Regions from separate parts of the Homo sapiens genome. Here region 1 is linked to region 2. A link is a contact called in ENCODE Hi-C or POLR2A ChIA-PET data. All regions are on one chromosome and are shown on one strand. Each heading gives the region's core, a stretch centred on a gene start or an enhancer-like site at or near the end of the contact. The rest is flanking DNA. Distances are from core to core; before and after follow the strand shown. Region 1 overlaps KLHL29 (kelch like family member 29). Region 2 overlaps KLHL29 (kelch like family member 29).

Region 1 (7,676 bases), core at 1-2,500, 96 kb after region 2:
AGGTTCAGCTGAACATGTCCTTAAAGGAAATCCTTCTGGGTGAAAAATAGCAGAAATGTGCTCCCATCTGTTCCTCATCAGCAGACTGCACTATACTATTTGCTTTCCACGTCTGTGCCCTGGATACTTTCTCACCCTCTTTGACACCTGGGACCATAGAGATGTGAACCTGAAAGAACCAAGTCGCCACGACTCCCAAGTGCCACCTCAGTAAGGGACCTCAACGGGACGACCAAGGCCCAGTGGAAGCCTCGACGGCCCTTGACCATGGAAGCTGCCCAGAGCATCTCAAATAAGTCAGCAGCCTTTCCACTGGGCCTATTCCACAACGACCCCCCACAGACCAGAACCCGCTCCACTGGGGCCATGCCTGGGAGTTACTCCAAAGAGTTAACCTTTCCTGGTGGGAGAGGGGTGGAGGGGAAGGCTGAGGCCATTTGACATGTGCTGCCTGGTCTGAACATGATGCTGTGCTCAGACACTGAATTTGATGAAGTGCATTGTAAAATTTAAAAACAAATTTAAAACTCTATTAACTCCCTGTAATGGCCTCCTCCTGCAGTACATAGACAACACCGGCTCACTGGCAAGGAGAAAAAGTACTCTGGTTTGCAGTGTGCTTGGCTTGAAGCAGAATGGAGACGGTGGGAGCTGGTGAAGGGAATGGGGAGCCCACGCACCCTCTGCACCCAGGGCAGCACCCAGGGCGGCACCCAGGCCCCTGCTAGTGGAGCTTTGTGGGATGTGCATCGCCAAGGTTAGACTTTTTCTTGCTCCTATGTTAAAATCTCACTTTCACTTTCCTTTGAAGCTAAAACACTTCCTTCAAGAATGCACCACTGGAGTGACAAGATTGTAAGATTATCTTAACTTGGGACTGAGGCCTGGGCGGTGGGGAGCTCACTAGAGGCCTGTGGTTTGGGGTCAGCATGGGGGTGGGTGTCAGGTGGGAGGAGGTGTGTTCCCAGCCTCACCCACTACACCCTCTGCACGGGGAGAAGGATCAGGGCAGGGAGACTGTTCGCCACAGGCCTCTGCAAATCGAGGCGCGTTCAGGGTAAGGGGAGGATTGGCCCGGCTCCAGGCTACCAACTGGAGAGAGACGAACTTTTGTTGAGAAGGGAGACAGCCCCACAGCTGTGTGTGCACGTGGGCCGAGAGGAGGAGCTCAGCTGGCGGTGAGAAAGCCTGGGGGCCGAGGGGAGGGTTCCCTCTACGTCTCTGCAACTCACAGGCCCCCAAGCTGAGGAGCAGAAGGTGCTGCCTGGCCTGGTCTTTGACGAGTTCAAGGGATTTTCTGCCAACCAGTGGCTTCCCTGTGTGAGAGCGTCTCTCAGTTTTTCCTGAGCACGTAAAGTGGTTTGGAGATATTGGGGGAGGAAAAGGTGTACACATACGGCAGGCCTGGGGGTCAAAGGCAGCAGAGAAACCATGCGTATGTGTGAGTGTGTGCAGATCTGTGTGTGCACAAGTAAGCAGTGCCTTCTGATGTGGCTGCTTGTGGGCTAGTCCTAGGGCATGGGTTTGATGCGGACTCTTGCATCCAGGGAAGTATTTTTCTGAGAGTTCCCCCACCCTCTGGGGCTGGCATTCTACCCCCTTTGGAAAGAAAGCTGGGATGGTCTAAGCAGGGAGGGGTCCTGTGGAGACTTGTAGCTCCTGGCCCAGCAGGATTCATGGCATTTGGCGTCAGAGAAAACGTGAGCCTCTGCCGGGAGTGAAGCAGCTGATGCAAAACAAGGAGCCCTGGGTCGTAGATGCAGCTCTGTGCAGCCTCTGGGGAGCCTTGGCGCTGGCTCGCAGATCAAAGCTGGGAGACCTGGGAGCTCCCTGAAAGCTCCTTCCCTGGCAGCTGCAGATGGGGTGCGGCGTTTGGGCTGGGTGATGGCATTTGTAACAGTGTGAGGACCCCCCACTCTCCCGGGACTAACAGTGTAAATAAGAATTGGGGCATTTACGCCAATGAAGAGAACAGAATTTCCTTGTGCTGACAATCTAGAAGATCCGCTTGTGGACAGTTGAAATGCTAATTATAAGCTAACTCTGTTTTCAACCTTTGTGAACCCGGTTTGGGCTATTTTGTATCAATAAGACTGCTTTCAGAAAAAACAAATTTACTAATTAACTCCCTTTATTTTAAATACATGAGACTTTCCTATGGTGTCTGTTGTTTTTTTTTTTTTAAAGAAACGTGTGCGCTATGAGGTGTTTCCACAGCTCTTTTTGGGGTATGTAATAGTCCTCCTGATATTTTAATTGATATTTGAACCAAGTAAGGACCCGCCAATAGTTGAAAGTCCCCGGTTTCGGGGATGCCTTTCCAAGCAACCAGGGATTCCTGTCTGACATCCCGCTGAGCAGCACCCATTTTATCGTGTTTCTTCCCACAGCACAGGAAACAGGACAACCGGGGCTTCAGATCATGAGACCTGGTGTTGAATCCAGGTACAATGCTTTGTGAACCTGGGAAGTCACTTGGCCACATTGCAGTTAGTATGACTTACCTTGTAGGGTCCTTCTCATCATTGTTATTTTTATTAGATAAAATCACATTTGTGCAACACCTAGCCCAATGCCTGTTCCTTAACAGGCATTTAATAAGTGATGGTTATTATGTCTCAATGCCTTTGTTGACACATTATGTCTTCCCAGCGTGGAATTTTCCTCTCTTTATTGTTTTCTATTGAAATCCTTTGCGTCCTTTCAGAGGCTACTATGAATGCCCCCACCTCCGAGAAGCCTTCCTGTTTGGCCTTAGCCAGAATGACTTATTTCTTTGCAGCATCACAGATGCTAACTTCTGTTCCAGCCCAAGTTCCCGTCTTCCTTCTCTTCTGCTCAGTGTCTCTCCAGCTACACTGAGCTGCCCCTTTCCTGCCACAGCAGGGCCCAGCTCTGTGTATGGCACAGAGGCTCATAGAGTGGATGTGTTTTGAGTTGTTGAGTGAAGCTGAGGTCCCACAGTCTCTTTGAGGCTCCAGTGCTTCAAAACTTCCCTTGACAGACTACTGTGGGTGACTAGTCAACTGCAGAATTAGAAAGAAAAAACAGTGCCTTTTCTGGTCACTTAGAGCTGAGGGCATCTTGGATTTCACAGCCTAGAACCCCCTGCAGGCTTTTTGGATCCCCTAATCCTGTTGATGCTGCAGCAGTATCGACTGGCCCTAAAAGCAGCTGCTAAAATGCGTCTGGCACAAAGGAACTTTCTGGGCTGATGGAAATGGTCTGTATCATGATTGGGGTGGTGGTTAGGCAGGTGCATGCATTTGTCAAAACTCATCAGACTGTGCACTTAAGATTTGGACAGTTACTTTATGGACATTATATCTCCATAAAATTAGTTAATTTTTTTAAAATGTGGCCTGACCAGACAGGCTGGATACAGGGGCCTGTTGTGGTCTTCCTGTGGCCTTGGGAAATGCAGCTCATGCCAGCATGGCACAGGATTGCTCTGGGAGGAAAAGAGACAGAACAGTCTCTGCATTTGTGGAACTTAACCCTTTAAGTCCTGAGCTAGGACTCCACACACAGGTGCCTCGCCACCCTCTCCCAGGAGACCTCACCCTGGCCTGCCTCCAAAGAATCAGAGCCAAGCCTCACACGGCCACAGGCTGAGGCCTGCCTCTCACAGGAGAAGAGAAGATTAAAATTAATGTAAAATCTAACAGATATTTGTATACCCATGTTAATAGCAGCATTATTCACAATAGCCAAAAGGTAGAAGCAACTCAGGTGTCCATTAATTAATGAATGGATACACAAAATGTGTTGTATACATACAATTGAATATTATCTAGCCTTAAAAAGAAAGGGAATGCTATAGTCATGGATACCTACTACAACATAGATGAACCTTGAAGACATTATGCTAAATGAGATGAGCCAGACAAAGGAAAGGATAAATATGGTATGAGTCCACTTATACGAGGTACCTAGAGCAAATTCATAGAGACGGAAAGTAGAACGGTGGGTGCCAGGGTTTCGGGGAGGCGGGAAAGGGGAGTTATTGTTTTTAGTGGGCAGAGTTTCAGTTTGGAAAGATGAAACATTTTGGAGGTGGATCGTGGTGATAGTTACACAACATTGAGAATGTACTTAATGCCATTGAAGTGTACACATAAAATGGCTAAAATGGTCGGTTTTAGGTTTTGTATATTTGATTACAATAAAAAGAATAAAGAAGAGCAACGAAAGAATCCCAGGCCTAAGGCAGCCTCCTGGCCCCCTTAAATTTCAACATTTTAAATGTTATCATTCAGGGGACTGCTTAGCAGAGGATGTGGTTTCTGGTCTGAGAATCAAAATGTGGGAAACAGAAGCCCTCTCTGACTGCCAGGCCCTTTCAGAGCGACAGGTATCCTTCCTAAATGCCAGGTCCTTTTGTCAAGACAAAGGTGGGTGACCACATATCGCGCCACTGGTTTAACTTGATTTTCCCATCTGACTCTCTCGGGCAACGTGTATCCTGAAGCTGATGATGGAGGGGTGAATTTTACTTTATCGCCCCAGCAACTCCCAGCATCATGATTGGGGTGACCCCATCCTCAAGACCCAAGGGGCTCCAAGCTGCGGAAATTAGAGTACGCTGTGTGGACGGCAGCTTGGCTGTCAGAGCGGGTTGGCTCCTGGCCTGTAATTCAGAATGATACCCGGGTACTTGTCGCAGCAGGGGGCTGGTGCCGGCCTGAGCAGGCCTGCCGTGGAGAGTTTAAAGGAGGCTGACTCTCCCCGTTTTGCCTCAGGGACCATTTTTGATTTGTTCTTTGAATGGCAGAAGGCCTGGCCCATCAAACTCACAGGCAACCCTTCCCATGCTCAGAGGAGAGAGAGCTCGGCACAGCAGCCTGTGAAGGGGGCTGCCAACCTTTTCGTTTATAAAATACTGCTGGATTCTTGAGTCCTGATCTCTCTCCGTGAAGGTTTGCTGCAGTCAGGCCGTTAGGAGGACAAAGAAAGAATCTATTGGAAGGGCCCGAGCCTGTGCTGTGAAAAGAAGCTCTGTACTGTTTATGTTCTGGTTGATGTAGATAAGTAGGTACCATGCCTATAGTAAAGGAAAGAGAGTGACATTCTGAGACAAACTTCTGGTTCCCTTCCTACTAACGAAATAGCGAAAGACAGATCTCACACACACACACACACACACACACACACTCTCTCTCTCCCTCTCTCGCTCTCTCTCTCTCCCTCTCTCGCTCTCTCTCCTTCAGGTGTGGTGTAAAGGGCTGTTCTGGACCTGCTGGCATCCCCATTTTGTCCGTTACGTCCCTGTTCTTGGCAGAAACTTGAGGTGCACATGCTACTCTGGTCCCACGCCACCTTGCCCCTGGATGCCACTTTCTTGCAGTCTGACTTTCTGTCTCTGAATTTGCATTTGTCCTGAGTTCCCTTTCAGTCACTGGTTGCTCTCGGGCTCTGTCGGCTAATTCAGTTGGTGGGTGCCACTGCCACCACCCTTCATGGGCAGTGCTGCCGCTTCTGTGCCCCTGGCTACCCTCTGAACACTCTGTTGCCTCAGTGGGAGGGGTCTGCTTCCCCCTTTTGCCTTCTCCATCATACTACAGTGCAGGGAAGGGCATTGAAAGTCCTTTAGGAAGGACGAGTAACTTCTAGTTGAGTTTGAGCTGCCGATTCCTGCGGTGGGCAGAAACTACACACACACACACACACACACACACACACACACACACACACACACACAGGCACGCACACGCTTCTCCAGCAGATCGGGAGGAGGCATCCTGTGTAACCACTCATGCCCAATATTATGTCAGGTGCATTAGTGCTTAGAATGCAGAGTTGTTATAACCATACAAGATACTAGGATTCATCTGTTGGCAGAATTTGGAGCACAGAACTGCAGGGACTAAAGGAAGTAGGAGGCCCCATCTGGGTATTTGGGAAGGGATGGTTCATCGCTCTTTGCTGAGATGTGGGGCATCTGGAGCTTGGCCACCTGCAAGAAGCTGCATGTCGGGTGGGAAACTGGAGAGGCAGGGCTCAGGGCAGCTGGCACCACCAAGTCTACTTAGGGATGGAAGGCTGGGTTCTCAAGGAGCTCATTGGATCCTGGTTTGACACTTTGGGCTGTTAGAGGCTTTGGAATGTGTCCAAAGGGTGGCAGGATTCATGCCACAGCCTTCATGACAGTAGGAAATACTTCCAAAACCCCATGATGATTTATGTGTGAGGAAAAAGGAGGCTCTGGTCTGTAAAGGAAAGTTGCTCCAGAAGCACTGAGGGTACCTACAGATCTCACTTTGAGAATTAGAACGAGGGTGGATCACTGAGCCCGTTTGGCTGGACCCCAGTTAGTATTTGGGAAAACAGACCAGAAGGAGCAAGGACTTACTCAAATTCATACCACCAATAAGTAGCAGAACTAGGATGGATCTCGGGTTTCTCTTGACTCGTAGTCCAGGATTCCTTTGGCCACAGAAATAGAATTATGAACCAAGTAAGGCAGCCCTTCTCAATGGATTCTGCATTTCTAAAAGCTCTCAAGTGATGCTGGACCTAAGGACCACACTTTGAGAAACAAAGATGCCTGACGTCAGTTTCACTTTTAAGGAAGCCAGATGGCATGGGTGCAAAGCTGGAATTCCTAATTCTCCCTCCTATCTGTTTGGCTCCATTCTTATTCTGTTTTATCTTTATCAAGATGTCTAAAAGCTTTTGGCCTAGACCCTCAACAAGGAGATTATCTGTCATCCTTTGTCAGCTCCTTGCTACCCAGATCCCAGCCTCTCTCTGCCATACAGGAAGCTAAAATCGTGACTGAAACGTCCATTCCAAACACTCAGAAGAGTGTGCCTGTGGCTTTGTGGGGGTGAATGTGAGAATGATCTTTGGTTGTGGGGAGGGACACACTGTGGAATATGTCACTCTGTTAGCTGTCTGGGCTGCACATTTGTGACAGTGTAACAATTTGTGCCATTGATCTATTTCAGAATAAGAGGTTCTGAGTGGCAAGATTGTCAGGGCCTTTGCTTGTTCCACCAGTTCTCACTGATCTGGAAACCTTTCCTAGAGATTTGGAGCCTAGATTGAGAGAAAGAACAGAAGGCATCTCTGAGTGACTGACAAAACAAATAGGCATCACCAAATGTGTGCACACAAAATCTCGTTCTTTCTTCATCATCAATCCCTCCGGCTTTAATTCAGAATTGTTCTTTAAAAAATACAAATTGACTATAAGATTGATTAGATGCATTCCAAATTCAGAGCAAATTCTGCAAACTCCTGATCTGGCAAGGATGAAGAGAAGGGCTGGGAAAGATCGTACCAGCAAGAAAATTTTGCTAGAAGCTAATCAGAGGTGAAGCAACTGCCAAACTCTAAAATTTTATATCCACGCTTAGAAAGCACGGCAGCCACCCAGGGCTGATGAGTGTAGGGACCCTGGATCCCTGAGTCCTGGGGATCGTACTGGTTCACAGCCCTAGGTGTCTCTGTTACGTTCAATTCTGTTCAGCAGATTGGGAAGTATGCAGTGTACTGCAGAATATTTTATCTTTTAAATGGCTAAAATGTTTTATTCTTGTTTAAGATTGGATGTTGAAAGGAATTGATTTCAGTTATCTCAAAAATATGTCTGTATATAAGAAAAATGAGACAATAATAATCCTAGCAGACTGATGATGCTTTGCTAGCCTTATCCTGCCTCCTTTTTTTTT
Region 2 (6,799 bases), core at 3,505-6,004:
TACTCGGGAGGCTGAGGCAGGAGAATGGCGTGAACCCGGGAGGCGGAGCTTGCAGTAGTCAGCCGAGCCGAGATTGCGCCACTGTACTCCAGCCTGGGCGACAGAGTGAGACTCCATCTCAAAAAAAAAAAAAAAAAAAAAGCAGTGAAAACACATGTTCATTATTTAAAAATCAGAAAATATGAACCAAAAAGAAATGAATGAAAATACCTCATAATACCACCCGCCCCAGGGATAACCACAGTTTAAAACTATGGACGTCAATTCCAGATCACCATTTCTCGAAGTTTCCTCAATCTCTTTCTTGTTTCGGGTTTTGATGCACATATAAACACGCTATTTAGTGCTATCATTTCATTTTACTGTACATGAAAGTATGCTTATGCATAGTGGAATCTGCTTTTTTCACTTAGAGAATCTTGGGTACCTTTCATGTCAATGGTTGAAAAATCTAATTCGTCCTTGTTAAATAGTATTTAATAATTAATAATGCCAAAGCATTGATTGACATAATCTGCCTTTATTGGTTATTTAAATTATCTTCAAATTTTGCCCTACGAGCAACACACCTATCTGTGCTCTTAGCTGGTTACAGTTATTTCCCTGGTTATTTTTTAAATGGGGAAGCTTTCTATTCATTTGTTGGAGGAAATATTTTCCAGTCACATGCTGTGTGCCAGCCATGGTGCCCCATTCTGGGGATTCAACAGTGCCTGAGACAAGGTCCCTGTCCTTGCACTTCTGGAAAAGGGGCATGGCTTATCAGTAATACACATGTAGATTTAAAAGACCATTGCAGATTGTGATAAGTGCTGTAAAAAATCAACAGGGTGGTGGGATTGAGGGAGAAGGCAGCGGAGCTCCTGTGACAGAGCTCAGGGAAACCTCTCTGAGGAGGCGTTTTTGAGCTGAGACCTGCAAGAGAGGCAGCCAGGGCTGGAGGAGCTGTGCAGGTGCTGAGGCAGGAGGGGCTGGTGCCCCTGAGGCTGGAAAGGCAACAGAGCAGAGGGAGTCGGGGGCAACTGGTCTAAGAAGAAGTTGAAGTTGGCTGGAGCCAGGTCACTCAGGTTTCCATTGGCTGCAGCCAGTATGTATATTTCATTCCAAGAACTATCAATGGCAGGGAGGATGAAGAGACAGGAAAGGGCATGGTGAGGGAGACAGGGGTTGCGAGTGGGGGAAGGCACAGAGAAAGGAAGGAATCAAAGGGGACTTTGGGGTTCATCCAGGAGGGTCCTGGTGCTGATTCCTTGCTGACATTCAGAGTGTGTGCCCTCCGTTGTCTTGATAAAGGGAGGGGAGCACCTCCTGCCGTCTGGCCGGTGCCCCTTCTGGTGGCAGAGCACCCTTGGGTCAGCGAGCGCTTTTCTGCTCCTGCAAAGTCCCGCCAGCCTCTAAGAGGGTGGATTTCTATGCCAGAGGCCTGGGTCTCCACCAGCAAAAGAGTAAGTTCTATGGCAAGAAACCCCTCCAGAACATGTGTTGAAATCCTTTTGCAGAGTTACCAGTGCACCTGAATTATGGTGGCTACAAAGCTGCTAGGGCATTCCCCGGATCCGAGCTTGGAGGAGGCCAAGCCTGGGCAATTTTTCTGACTTTACTGCACCATCATCCCCATGAGGGAATCTGGTGTTGGGGGAGGAGGGGCAGGGAGTGGCCGCGGAGGCCACTGGCTCATACTTGACCTGGCAGTGCTGTCCAGGTGTCCTGGCACCTGTGGGACATTGGTCTGGGGACAAAGTACATCCCCACAGCAGCTGGTAAGAGAAGGGTGCTGCCTACGTTATGTAGGCAAATGGATTTCCAACTAAATTTCACAAAGCAATGATGGTGTCTTGACAAAAAATGAGCGCTGGGCAGGGTGGCTTACACTTGTAATCCCAGCACTTTGAGAGGTTGAAGTAGGAGGACCGCTTGAAGCCAGGAGTTCAAGACTAGCCCAGGCAACATAATGAGACTCCCATCTCTACGAAAAAAATTTTTTAAAAATTGCTGGGCATGGTGGTGCACACCTGTAGTCCGAGCTATTCCGGAGGCTGAGGAGGGAGACTTGCCTGAGCTCAAGAGTTTGAGGCTGCAGTAAGTTACAATCACACCACCGCACTCCAGCCTGGGCAATAGAGCAAGACCATGTCTCTAAGAGAAAAAATGAACAGTTAACTGTTCAAGATCCAAGTGCAGTAAGTTTCGTTAGTGTTTGAGGGTATGTGTCTGTGGGTGTGTGCAAGTGTGTAGAGCCCTTTAAAAAGCTAGGCTCCGGCCGGGCGCGGTGGCTCACGCCTGTAATCCCAGCACTTTGGGAGGCCGAGACGGGCGGATCACGAGGTCAGGAGATCGAGACCATCTTGGCTAACACGGTGAAACCCCGTTTCTACTAAAAATACAAAAAATTAGCCGGGCGTGTTGGCGGGCGCCTGTAGTCCCAGCTACTTGGGAGGCTGAGGCAGGAGAATGGTGTGAACCCGGGAGGCGGAGCTTGCAGTGAGCCGAGATTGCGCCACCGCACTCCAACCTGGGAGACACAGCGAGACTCCGTCTCAAAAAAAAAAAAAAAAAAAAAAAAAGCTAGGCTCCGTGAGTCATGGCCCAAATCCAGGAGCCCTGGGCTCTGACAAAGTGCAGAGCCTTGGTTCCCATTCCCTGGTGGGGAGAGAAAGGCCTTGTGCAAACCCTCCCCTCAGGTTAGGGCACCAGTCAAGAATGCAACCCTAATTAAAACGTGAGGCAGTCAGTCAATTACAGTTCCATCGTGGATGGAAGTTCTCCTGATTTCAAACTTGGGCCTTGTAGACGGGAAGAAAGAAAGAAGAGACATTGAGAGTCCTTCCCCCAGGCTATTTCTGGTGAGCCAGTTACTGGGGTTTTATATACATTTTCTACAAAAGAACAAATATTTGGGTCAGATGAAGTGGCTTTGCAGCAGGCTGGGTTTTGACATGCTGTAAATAGTCATCCATAATGGGGCGAGGCTGGCTACACTGAGCCATTGCTGTGCTTAAATCCTGGTTCTCCTCGGGGCCCGTGGGCAGTCAGTCCAGCTGTGAGCTGATCACCCCTGGCCCAGCATCGTGTGGTCGAGGCAGGCTGTGCCTGTCAAAGCCTGAGAGGGGGTGGGGAGTGTCAGGCTGTCTTACCACCTGCCAGAGGGAGGCTCTGGAAGTGGGAAGAAGGGTTGGGCTGAGGCTGGCTGAGGAAACTGATGTCATTGGCATAAACAAGACATAACTCTGCTTTCACAGAGCTGATGAAACGCCATTCCATAGCTCCATGTCCTCAGGGCTGGTGTGAGGCCTGAACTGGGTGTGATGGGGGTGAGGAGGATGTGAATTCACTGGGGAAAGCACCTTAAAAGTGGCAACATTGGAGTGTGGTCTTCAGAATGGGGACTGGTGCCATGGAGACGGGGAATGTATGGTGTTGGGTAAGGTCGGGCATTAGGAGATGGCACTGGGGAGGCAGACAGAGTCAGATTTTAGATGATTGTGAAGGCCATACTGAGTTGTATCTCCTCAGGATACAGGGAGCCGTCTGGGGACTTCTGTGCATACAAGCGATGGGTCACAGGTGCACATTTGGAAGATGGCCTGTCAAGTGGAGGCTGAGCTAGGCTGGATCAGGGAAAGGCTATAGGCTGATCAGGGAGAGGCTAGAGACCACTGGGAGCCATAGAGTCCAGGTGGATATGACAGTCCTAAACAGGACAGTCATAGCGTGACAAAGAATCCACAGGGCTGGGGAATGGTTTGGGTGACATGATGAAGGGGAAGTCAAATTCAGCTCCCAAGTTTGGGGAATGAGCTGCGGTTGCACGTAAATCAATTTTCTGCTCCACTAAGTTTATTCATTTAAATGCCCGAACTTAAATTAACTGTTTTTGGATGGAAAGCTTTCTAAATAGTGACCACTGAACATCACCCTCTGCCTTTTTCAGGAAAGGAAGTAGAACATATTGTAAGCATAGTGCGATGGGATAGTTGCTGTGAATAATTGCAGCTATCCTTATTGTCAGTTGCCTCAAGGCCTGGTGAGGTGTTTGGAACCCTTTGCCCCAGCAATGAATGGCCCCAGGCTGTTGTGCTTAGCTAGTTCTGGGTTTTCTTTCTTTCTCTCTCTCTCTCTTTTTTTTTTTTTTTTTTTAAAAAGGAAAGCTGTTGTTTCCCTCCTGGCTCTTCCCTTCTTTGCTTTCAGCTGTCATTTCTCAGTCCTAGAGCTTTCGAGACCCTCATCCTCCGGCTATTTCTAATCTTCTGCCCCGGGCTTTTCAAATCTCCAACTCCTCTTAAAGTATACAGCCTCTGTGATGGCTGTTTCCTTAACTTGTGGGTTTCTTCTTGTTGCTTCCCCTTCTATAGCTTTATTGCAGATGACTGAGCTTTCAGTGCATGGGGATGTTTCTGTATTTCTTGCGTATTCCCCGCAGTGCCTAGATGGTGCTGAGCATGTTGCTGATACTCAGTAAACATCCATGGATTTAAGAGAAGTAAATAGCCAATCAGCTTTGTGTGTGTGTGTGTGTGTGTGTGTGTGTGTGTGTGTGTGTGTGTGTGTGTCTCAGCACCAGAGAAGTTTACCTTCAGTTTCTCAAAAGCTGGAGTTGCAAAGCCATCTTTGAGAGCCACATTTTTTTCTCCCTCAAAATATGGTCTTAATTGTGTGGTGATAGCCACAGACACCGCCTGGAAGCCTTCCTGTGCTTCAGGAGCAGAATGACTCTCCTCATTGTCTGTGGGTTTAGGCACCGAGAGCTGCACAGATAAAAGCAGATGAGTCACAGGTGTGGATCTGCTGGGCGGCTCTTGTCGTTAGCAGTACAAAGCCACAGGTGCGCATTCAGCGCTGCGAAGCGGGAAGAGGAGCCCTGACGATTCTGAGGGTCTCAGGTCAAGTTAGTTACGTGGGGACTTGAAAATGCATTGGAGATGCAGCCTGGCTTCCGCAGCCGTGGAGAAAATGAGAATGATTTTTGCTATTTGCTTTTGGGGCACCATTTAAGCCCATGTCTTGCTAGGTCAACGTTTTCATGCCCATAGCTATAAATTAAAGAGATGCCTTAGACTTGGGAGCTGTTTCTCTGACTAGAAGCTGCGTCTGTTTATTCCCTTGCAGTTGCTAGGAGCATTGCAGACCAGAAGGAAGGAAATGGAGGATGAATGATTTTAAGCATATTTTCCAAGAGTAATGAAACCGAAAACACAAATTCCCACACACCAGAAAGGAACTGGTTTCCATCCAGTGTAGAAAAAGCTCCTGGCAAGATCCAGACTCTCTGATAATCATTCCCCTTTGCTAGGGTTTAGCTGGGCCACCGGCTTGATTGAAAGCCCGGGTTCAGCGGAATGTGTGGGCAAAGTGTACTAAGCAGGCCAAGTCTATGCAAACCAGGATCTGAATCAGTTATTTAAAACAACAGACTTGGGTAAAATCAACAGTCATTCTAATCTAGTTTATCTGGGAGCAGCAGTTTATCTCACAGAACCTCATTTAGTTCCATGAAATTGAGATTGGTTTCTTGATCTATGAGATTGCAACTTGGTGTGGTATTGTGGCCTTCCATCATTTTAATGAGGTCCTTAATGATATAATCCCACTCTTGGATGAGTTGAAGGTGGCATCCCTCTTGCTGGAGAGACTAGGATGAAAGGCATTTTCTTTTACGTAGGTGACCTGGTTTTTGTTTTCATGAATTCAGAAAGGAATTAGTAGACAACAGGTTCTGCTATCTAATTATTACCATAAAGAAGGGTTGCTGGATACTTAGGCTAAATTCGAAGTCAACACTTTCGGTATAGGCTCTCCAGCATTCACTTGGCGTACAGCCTACAGCCTGTCTCAGTTTATATATTGCTGTGCAAAAATCCACATTAAAACTTAGTGGCCATTGATCTATATCTCTGTTTTGGTACCAGTACCATGCTGTTTTGGTTACTGTAGCCTTGTAGTATAGTTTTAAGTCAGGTAGCATGATGTCTCCAGCTTTGTTCTTTTGGCTCAGGATTGACTTGGTGATGCAGGCTCTTTTTTGGTTCCACATGAACTTCAAAGTAGTTTTTTCCAATTCTGTGAAGAAACTCATTGGTAGTTTGATGGGGATGGCATTGAATCTATAAATTACTTTGGGCAGTATGGCCATTTTCGCAATATTGATTCTTCCTACCCATGAGCATGGAATGTTCTTCCATTTGTTTGTATCCTCTTTTATTTCATTGAGCAGTGGTTTGTAGTTCTCCTTGAAGAGGTCCTTCACATCCCTTGTAAGTTGGATTCCTAAGTATTTTATTCTCTTTGAAGCAATTGTGAATGGGAGTTCACTCATGATTTGGCTCTCTGTTTGACTGTTATTGGTGTATAAGAATGCTTGTGATTTTTGTACATTGATTTTGTATCCTGAGACTTTGCTGAAGTTGCTTATCAGCTTAAGGAGATTTTGGGCTGAGATGATGGGGTTTTCTAGATATACAATCATGGCGTCTGCAGACAGAGACAATTTGACTTCCTCTTTTCCTAATTGAATACCCTTTATTTCCTTCTCCTGCCTAATTGCCCTGGCCAGAACTTCCAACACCATGTTGAATAGGAGTGGTGAGAGAGGGCATCCCTGTCTTGTGCCAGTTTTCAAAGGGAATGCTTCCAGTTTTTGCCCATTCGGTATGATATCGGCTGTGGGTTTGTCATAGATAGCTCTTATTATTTTGAGATACGTCCCATCAATACCTAATTTATTGAGAGTTTTTAGCATGAAGGGTTGTTGAATTTTGTCAAAGGCCTTTTCTGCATCTATTGAGATAGTCATGTGGTTTTT

Evidence for each region. Hi-C counts contacts between places; a loop is a spot of excess contacts on that map. ChIA-PET counts read pairs that join two places held with the same protein, here RNA polymerase II (POLR2A). Pooled maps may share reads with other maps.
Region 1: a pooled map shows a loop between it and region 2 (10-fold over the local background). The contact joins two enhancer-like sites. A Hi-C loop is called at or near these places in 2 of 168 maps with a recorded cell type or tissue (ascending aorta and gastrocnemius medialis) and 10 of 50 pooled maps. POLR2A ChIA-PET finds 5 or more read pairs at or near these places in 1 of 52 experiments (H1).

Annotation. Positions count from the first base shown.
Region 1 is chr2:23,531,766-23,539,441 of GRCh38, forward strand. The region is part of intron 2 of KLHL29 (kelch like family member 29); the gene reads left to right. Among named protein-coding and RNA genes, the nearest start is that of LINC02923, 150 kb to the left of the region's middle. RefSeq lists enhancers at 1,229-1,288, 4,152-5,027. Within about 2 kb of position 1,251, at least 2 of the 41 ENCODE cell types and tissues checked have a DNase peak (open chromatin) inside an H3K27ac peak, as active enhancers do.
Region 2 is chr2:23,431,782-23,438,580 of GRCh38, forward strand. All of the region lies in intron 1 of KLHL29 (kelch like family member 29), which reads left to right. Among named protein-coding and RNA genes, the nearest start is that of LINC02923, 48 kb to the left of the region's middle. Within about 2 kb of position 4,755, at least 2 of the 41 ENCODE cell types and tissues checked have a DNase peak (open chromatin) inside an H3K27ac peak, as active enhancers do.